2 separate regions of the Homo sapiens genome follow, and region 2 is linked to region 1. Evidence: read pairs that join two places in POLR2A ChIA-PET (ENCODE). Cell type or tissue: MCF 10A. All regions are shown on one strand. Links, peaks and the distances in the headings refer to the core of each region. The heading gives the core; the rest is flanking DNA. Region 1 overlaps LINC02388 (long intergenic non-protein coding RNA 2388). Region 2 has its middle 63 kb from the start of LRIG3.

Region 1 (4,396 bases), core at 205-4,204:
AATGGTTAGAGCTAATTCACTGCAGTGTCTGAGAGTGCTAATCAGTTTATCAATTGCTGCTATCAAGGCCTTTTGGAACTTCTCCAAATCTGATTCTTTAGTCTTTTTAATCTGGGTGAGTCTTCCATAATGTCAAATACATGCCTTTTTGGTAGAGTCAGCTTCCAGTAACAAGACTGTCTCGAAGCATCAAAATACCTGTCTGTGAAGGCAATTCTGTTGGGGATAAACATTAAATAGGGTGCCAGTATGCATTTTTTCTTTCGTTCTTTAAAAAAAGTTAACTATTTTTTATTCTAAAAGTACACTTTTCTTTTATTTGATTAGAAAGGTAATATAGTTTTTGATTCTGCAATATGGAAGTATCCTAATACCCCTACTCCATTACACACAAAACACCAGAGGGACAAAGTTTTTAAAAAGTCATTGATTTGCATCAGCCAAGTCTGAGCTCTTGCATTAAATAGGTTGGTAAATGGTAAATTAATGGGAAGAAGGTAACATAAAACAATCAAACAGTTGTCTATATCTCCTGTGATAAATGTAAACTAAAACAGAAATGATTTTGGAAGTTTACTCCAGAGTAGAGATGTTTACTACATTAGCTGAGAGAACTATCCTAGTCTTCTCCATGATATGACAACAAGAAAAGGGCCAAAAATCTGGATGTGTGAATATATTGCTTATGCTAATGATAAAGATTAGTTCACAAAGTTGTATTATGTGGCATTTTTCCCCCAAGAAGTAACACTCTCAATCAACAACTGGAAGGCAAAATTGAAAATGTTTTCACAGTAATGAAAGGATCATGGTGAGGTAAATGATACAAGTGAGTCAGTTGAAAAGACTTGATTGTGGAAGCTATAAGTTATTTGAAATTCTCAATTCATTTACTTGTGATGAAAATTACAGTGTTAGAGTTAAAATGAAGGACAAAAATATCAGACATCTTTCTTCACTAAAGTAGTTATTTAAAGAATATTTCCCCGATATAGCAAAAGATGGATCAGTAGACCAGATATTCTTTCAATTCTTGATTTGGACAAGACATGTGACCTTCTAGCAAACAGACACAATTTTCAAAAGTTCCACAGAGTAGTCCTATGTATTGTATCTTACCACTTATTTGTGAAACCCTAGGATAACAAGAAGAAAAATTGTTTTAGAAACCAGAAAGCATGTTGCTACTTATATCTATATGTATTTAAAAATATTGTGACATCATGGTAAGAGAATATTTGCATGGACATTGAACCTGATAAGCTACATGAGCTGTCTTCAATTCTTTAGTTGTCGTTGTCGCTGTTTTTCCCCTCCAAACCTTTAGTACAATAAATTACCCATTAGACAATGACATGAGCATGATTTCACTTTAGGGACTATTTATTTGGTTTTGGTAATAATTTAAATTTTTTAAAAATAAAATATGCAGAGAGAACCAAATTCACATAAATGTTTATGGTAAAATGGAGGTCTCGATCTTTTCTGGCCATGGCTACTTTAAGCTATATTTTAGAGCTGGGCAAGATCTGTTTTATAGGCTGAAGTGACACAAATCCCATGATCACATGTGATCCACTGAAGTATGATAATTTGAGCATGATGTGTTTCTGAATTCTCTTTTCAGATTGTTGTATTTTCTTCTCTGGTAAGCTCTGTTTGATACTCAAAAACAGCAAATGTGAAAGAGTGCTGATGAATGTAATTACATTTGTGATTTCTAAATGCATGAGTCATGATTTCAGTATCATGTCTCTCCTAGGAAATCTTAGCTCTGCAGCGCACAGATGTCTGTGAGCTCCATCGTGTCTTTATTTATAATGTGAGCTTCTTGGGGGACATGACTAATATTTTGATGTCTCCATGATGACTAAACTCTACGTAGTGATGCCAAATTACATCTGGGGAGTAAATGAATGACTTGATGCCAACTTTAGTACAAAGAAGCAATAGCAAGAAGTCTATTATGCTGTTCACAGCTGATTTCTCACTGGTGCTACTAAACATTGAAAAAATAAATGATATACCCCATGGGACTAAAGGTTTATCTTATTCTTTAGACCCTCACAAACAAATCCCATGCTTTGTGATTTAGGTTTAGATCAGTTGATTCATGACACCTTGTTGAATGCATAGGGAGCATGTGGTAGAGTAATTCAGAACTATGGCTTGGCAGTGAGATAGACCAATCTCTGCCATTTCCATCTCTGTCATCTTAAACAATTTCTTTATCTCTCTAAGACTCAGTTTTCTCAACTGCCAAACAAGGATAATAGTAGCATAAGTCTCACTAGGTATTTGTAAAAATTAAATGGGTTAATATGTGGAAAGTGCTAAGCACTGTATCTGGCAAAAACTAAATGCTTAATAAATGATAGATGATAGTTACTACCCAGTACTATGGTGGCATACCATAGTGAGTACAAAGAAGAACCCACCTTGGCTTCTGCTCTAAGACTTTGCCATCTATTTGAATAGGCCGATATACACATAAGAAAGTAAAATCCAAAAACACGTTGAGGAAGTGTTATTGCACACCATAGGAAATGGCTACTTATAATTTCAGAGAAGAGAAAGAGCAAAGAAAATAGATGTCAGAAAAGGAATTACAAAGGGGGATGAAAATGAAGTGAGCCATAAAGAATGAACAGAATTTCAATAAACTGAGAATGAAATTTGGGTTGAAGGAAAGACACTGAGTGGACAAGAGTTTGAAAGCAGCGGTGAGCGTGGCCTGCATGTGAGGCAGTGAGGTGGAAGACTGGTTGAAGTAGGGCCTCCTTTTGAAAGCAAATGAAGATCCATTCAGCTATGAAGTGATTCTAAATAGAAAGGAAGATAGACAGGAAGAAAGTTTTATTTCTTTTACGAAAAATGAACATTTATTTTAGCACATTGAGGCAGAATATCAAAAAATATTTTTAAGGTAAAATTAATATGTATTTTATGCATTAGTATGACAAATAGCAAATTATGATGTTATGAACAGTGGAAGAAGTTGAGTTGTGATGCCATCTCCTCTGAGGACTCAGCCAATCCTACAGAGTTTGGAAGCTGGATGACCCTTGAGAATTGTTCCTAGTTGGGTGATGGGCCTGGGACTTTATACCCCACATTGAAAATCACTGGATGTAGGCCATTGTGACCATGATGTGTGACTGTGTGAGGTGGCTCCCTGAGCCAAGCCAGTCCCTAGAAGGAGCTGAGAGCTGAGGTCCACCTTCTGACAGCAATCCAGGCACCTAGGGGAATAAAAGCTCCATTTCTAGAGGAGGATTTGGACAGCACAGCACAGCATCCACTGCAGTTGTCAATACAATACTTTTAAAGGAGACAAATGTAGAATATGACAATGGTGACTTAAGGTCTAGTCTAATTATTTCACACCCATTCTTTCTATCCTTAATTCAAGACTCTTCCTTGTACAGCGTTATTATAGGAAAAAGAAATTTATACAAAAAAGCTTCTGCAGAGCAAAAGAAACTATCAGCAGAGTAAACAGGCAACCTATGGAATGGGAGAAAATTTTTGCAATCTACCCATCTGACAAAGGGCTAATATCCAGAATCTACAAAGAACTTAAACAAATTTACAAGAAAAAAACAAACAACCCCATCAAAAAGTGGGCAAAGAATATGAACAGACACTTCTCAAAAGAAGACATTTATGCAGCCAACAGGCATAGAAAAAATGCTCATCATCACTGGTCATTAGAGAAATGCAAATCAAAACTACAATGAGATACCATCTCACACCAGTTAGAATGGCGATCCTTAAAAAGTCAGGAAACATGCTGGAGAGGATATGGAGAAATAGGAACGCTTTTACACGGTTGGTGGGAGTGTAAATTAGTTCAACCATTGTGGAAGACAGTGTGGCGATTCCTCAAGAATCTAGAACTAGAAATACCATTTGACCCAGCAATCCCATTACTGTGTATATACCCAGAGGATTATAAATCATGCTACTATAAAGACACTTGCACATGTATGTTTATTGTGGCACTATTCACAACAGCAAAGACTTGGAACCAACCCAAATGCCCACCAATAATAGACTGGATAAAGAAAATATGGCACATATACACCATGGAATACTCTGAGCCATAAAAAAGGATGAGTTCATGTCCTTTGCAGGGACATGGATGAAGCTGGAAACCATCATTCTCAGCAAACATACACAGGAACAGAAAACCAAACACTGCATGTTCTCACTCATAAGTGGGAGTTGAACAATGAGAACACATGGACACAGGGAGGGGCCTGTCAGGGGGTGGGGGCTGGGGGAGGGATAGCATTAGGATAAATACTTAATGTAAACGACGAGTTGATGGGTGCAGCAAACCAACATGGCACATGTATGCCTATGTAACAAACCTGCACGTTGTGCACATGAA
Region 2 (4,396 bases), core at 154-4,153, 110 kb before region 1:
ATTCGACCAATCAGGTAATTAAAAAAAGCTCACTAAAGTGCTAATTAGGCAAAAACAGGAGGTAAAGAAATAGCTAATCATCTATCGCCTGAGAGCACAGCGGGAGGCAGAATGATCGGGACATAAACCCAGGCATTCGAGCCAGCAAGTTACCCTCTTTGGGTCCCCTCCCTTTGTATGGGAGCTCTGTTTTCACTCTATTAAATCTTGCAACTGCACTCTCTTTTGGTCCGTGTTTGTTACGGCTCGAGCTGAGCTTTCACTCGCCGCCCACCACTGCTGTTTGCTGCCGTCGGAGACCCGCCGTTGACTTCCATCCCTCCAGATCCAGCAGGGTGTCCGCTGTGCTCCTGATCCAGTGAGGCACCCATTGCCGCTCCGGATCAGGCTAAAGGCTTGCCATTGTTCCTGCACAGCTAAGTGCCCGGGTTCATCCTAATCGAGCTGAACACTAGTCACTGGGTTCCACTGTTCTCTTCCATGACCCACGGCTTCTAATAGAGCTATAACACTCACCGCATGATCCAAGATTCCATTCCTTGGAATCCATGAGGCTAAGAACCCCAGGTCAGAGAACACAAGGCTTGCCACCGTCTTGGAAGCAGCCTGCCACCATGTTGGGAGCTCTGGAAGCAAGGACCCCCCAGTAACATTTTGGCGACCACGAAGGGACCTCCAAAATGGTGAGTAATATCGGACCACTTTCACTTGCTATTCTTTCCTATCCTTCCTTAGAATTGGAGGAAAATACCGAGCACCTGTCGGCCAGTTAAAAACGATTAGTGTGGCCACCGGACTTAAGACTCAGGTGTGAGGCTATCTGGGGTTGGGAGCCTACAACCAGCTTCCACTTTCAATTTTCTTGGGGAAGCTGAGGGCTGACTAGAGGCAGAAACCTGTTGTCCCGAACTCCCAGCATTAGCCCATTGAGATCATGGCACAGCCAGAAGTCTCTACTTAACAGTCGCCCATGTGTGCACCCCTACCTTTCCTTTTGACCCATACCTCCTGGGTCCTGACCAGGACTTTCTTGAAAGTGTAGCCCCAAAATTCTCCTTACCGCCGAATCTACTTCCTCTGATCCCTGCCTCCTAGGCACTAATGGTTCAGACTTCATTTCCTCTAGCAAGTTGTATCTCCAAAGGGATCTAAGGAAGCTCTAGGCTGCATCCTTAGGCATCTAGACAATAAACCCAGGGAGTCTTATCCCTGGTGTCCCTCCCGATTTAGGTATACAGCTCTCAACATGGGCAGTTACGTGGGACCCGTTCTCTACCACCCTTGCCAGGGCCTCAAGTTTGTAAATGGCTAAGAGAGAGACAGAGGGGAGAGAGAGAGAGAGAGATAGAGGAGAGAGAGAGGGAAGAGGGAGAGAGAGAGGGAAGAGAGAGAGAGGGAAGAGAGAGAGAGAGACAGAGGAGAGAGAGATGGAGGAGAGAGAGACGGAGGAGAGACGGAGGAGAGAGATAGAGGAGAGAGAGAAAGAGACAGAGGAGAGAGAGAGAAAAAGAGGGAGTCAAAGAGAAAGAGAAAGATAGTAATAGTAAAAATCAGTGTGCCCTATTCCTTTAAAAGCCAGGGTAAATTTAAAACCTATAATTGATAATTGAAGGTCTTCTCCGTGACCCCATAACACTCCAATACTACCTTGTTGTCAGTGTAAACAAGGGCGTAGCCTGAAAACACTGAGACCACTGACAACCCGTAGCTTTCCTATCAAAAACCCTTCATTAACCCTGTAACCCGCCGATGCATTCAATCTGTAGCGGCAACTGCTTTGCTAACAGAAGAAAGTAGAAAAGAAACTTTTAGAGGAAACCTCATTGTGAGGAAACCTCATTGTGAGCACACCTCACCAGTTCAGAATTATCCTGAGTCAAAAAAGAAAAAGGTAGCATACTAACTCAAAAATCTTAAAGTATGGGGCTATCCTGTTAAAAAAAGGTAATTTAACACCAACCACTGATAATTCCCTTAACCCAGCAGATTTCCTAACAGGGGATTTAAATCTTAATTACCATATAAAAGTCCAAAAAGACCTAGGAGGAATTCCCTTCAGGACAGGATGATAGATGATTCCTCCCAGGTGATTGAGGAAAAAACCACAATGAGTATTCAGTAATTGATAGGGAGACTCTTGTGGAAGCAGAGTTAGAAAAATTGCCTAATAATTGGTCTCCTCAAACGTGTGAGCTGTTTGCACTCAGCCAAGCCTTAAAGTACTTACACAATCAAAAAAGACTACTCAATCCTGACTCAAAAGGTTACCTACACCCTCTCTGAAATGAATTTGCATAAGAACTGTTTATGGGAGTTCATCTTGATGGGGCAGCTGGGTTGTTATGAAATACTCAGGAACCCAGCCCAGCTCTAGGACTCACCCCTGAGCACAAAAGCAATGTTGGGCACCCTGGTAAAGGACCACTAGAATTCAGCAGCCCAGACCCCTTTCTTTGTGGTCAAGAAAGGCGGGAAAAGGAGTGCAGGACTGCTGCATCAGTGAGCTTAACTAATCTGATAAGCAGAAGTCCATGGTTGTGCACCCTGGAAAGGAATAAGCATTAGTACCATAGAGGACACTCTAGGACTAATGCTCTACGGGAAATGACTAGGGGTGCTGGCATCCCTATGTTCTTTTTCCAGAAGGGAAATGTTCCCCCCAAGGCAAAAACGCCCCTAAGATGTATTCTGGAGAATTGAGACAAGTTTGACCCTCAGACGCTAAGAAAGAAATGACTTATATTCTTCTGCAGAACCACCTGGCCATGATATCCTCTTCAAGAGGGAGAAACCTGGCCTCCTGGGGGAAGTATAAAGTATAACACCATCTTACAGCTAGACCTCTTTTGTAGAAAAAAAGGCAAATGGAGTGGAATGCCATACATACAAACTTTCTTTTCATTAAAAGACAATTCGCAATTATGTAAAAAGTGTGATTTATGCCTTACAGGAAGCCCTCAGAGTCTACCTCCCTACCCCAGCATGCCCCCGACTCCTTCCCCAACTAATAAGGACCCCCCTTTAACCCAAACTGTCCAAAAGGAGATAGACAAAGGGGTAAACAAGGAACCAAAGAGTGCCAATATTCCCCGATTATGCCCCCTCCAAGCAGTGGGAGGAGGATAATTCGGCCCAGCCAGAGTGCATGTACCTTTTTCTCTCTCAGATTAAAGCAAATTAAAATAGACCTTGGTAAATTCTCAGATAACCCTGATGGCTATATTGATGTTTTACAAGGGTTAGGATAATCCTTTGATCTGACATGGAGAGATATAATGTTACTGCTAAATCAGACACTAACCCCAAATGAGAGAAGTGCCGCCATAACTGCAGCCTGAGAGTTTGGCGATCTCTGGTATCTCACTCAGGTCAATGATAGGATGACAACAGAGGAAAGAGAACGATTCCCCACAGGCCAGCAGGCAGTTCCCAGTGTAGACCCCCACTGGGACACAGAATCAGAACATGGAGATTGGTGTCGCAGATATTTGGTAACTTGCGTGCCAGAAGGACTTAAGGAAAACTAGGAAGAAACCTATGAATTATTCAATGATGTCCACTATAACAGGGAAAGGAAGAAAATCCTACTGCCTTTCTGGAGAGACTAAGGGAGGCATTGAGGAAGCATACCTCCCTGTCACCTGACTCTATTGAAGGCCAACTAATCTTAAAAGATAAGTTTATCACTCAGTCAGCTGCAGACATTAGAAAAAAAAACTTCAAAAGTCTGCCTTAGGCCTGGAGCAAAACTTAGAAACCCTATTGAACTTGGCAACCTCGGTTTTTTATAATAGAGATCAGGAGGAGCAAGTGGAACGGGACAAACAGGATACAAAAAAGGCCACCGCTTTAGTCATGGCCCTCAGGCAAGCGGACTTTGGAGCCTCTGGAAAAGGGAAAAGCTGGGAAAATTGAATGCCTAATAGGGCTTGCTTCCAGTGTGGTCTACAAGGACACTTTAAAAAAGATTGTCCAAGTAGAAATAAGCCACCCCCTCGTCCATGCCCCTTATGCCAAGGGAATCACTGGAAGGCCCACTGACCCAGGGGATGAAGGTCCTCTGAGTCAGAAGCCACTAACCAGATAATCCAGCAGCAGGACTGAGGGTGCCCAGGGCAAGTGCCAGCCCATGCCAGCACCCTCACAGAGCCTCCAGTATGCTTGGCCATTGAGGGCCAGGAGGTTAACTGTCTCCTGGACACTGGCGTAGCCTTCTCAGTCTTACTCTCCTGTCCTGGACAACTGTCCTCCAGATCTGTCATTATCCGAGGGGTCCTAGGACAGCCAGTCACTAGATACTTCTCCCAGCCACTAAGTTGTGACTGGGGAACTTTACTCTTTTCACATGCTTTTCTAATTATGCCTGAAAGCCCCACTCCCTTGTTAGGGAGAGACA

What was found. Peaks named below come from ENCODE experiments on the same cell type or tissue, not always from the same donor. Only the 100,000 strongest peaks of a DNase experiment are listed, where the experiment ranks them.
Region 2: POLR2A ChIA-PET joins it to region 1 with 8 read pairs; 1 of 35 experiments calls an interaction of 5 or more read pairs at or near these places.

Annotation. Positions count from the first base shown.
Region 1 is chr12:58,748,045-58,752,440 of GRCh38, reverse strand. The region is part of intron 1 of LINC02388 (long intergenic non-protein coding RNA 2388); the gene reads left to right. The region is part of intron 1 of LOC100506869 (a long non-coding RNA gene); the gene reads right to left. Among named protein-coding and RNA genes, the nearest start is that of LINC02388, 31 kb to the left of the region's middle. In MCF 10A, for the core only: no CTCF peak of the experiment used is centred there; a DNase peak (open chromatin) is centred at 1,830.
Region 2 is chr12:58,855,250-58,859,645 of GRCh38, reverse strand. No RefSeq gene overlaps it. Among named protein-coding and RNA genes, the nearest start is that of LRIG3, 63 kb to the left of the region's middle. In MCF 10A, for the core only: no CTCF peak of the experiment used is centred there; a DNase peak (open chromatin) is centred at 2,285.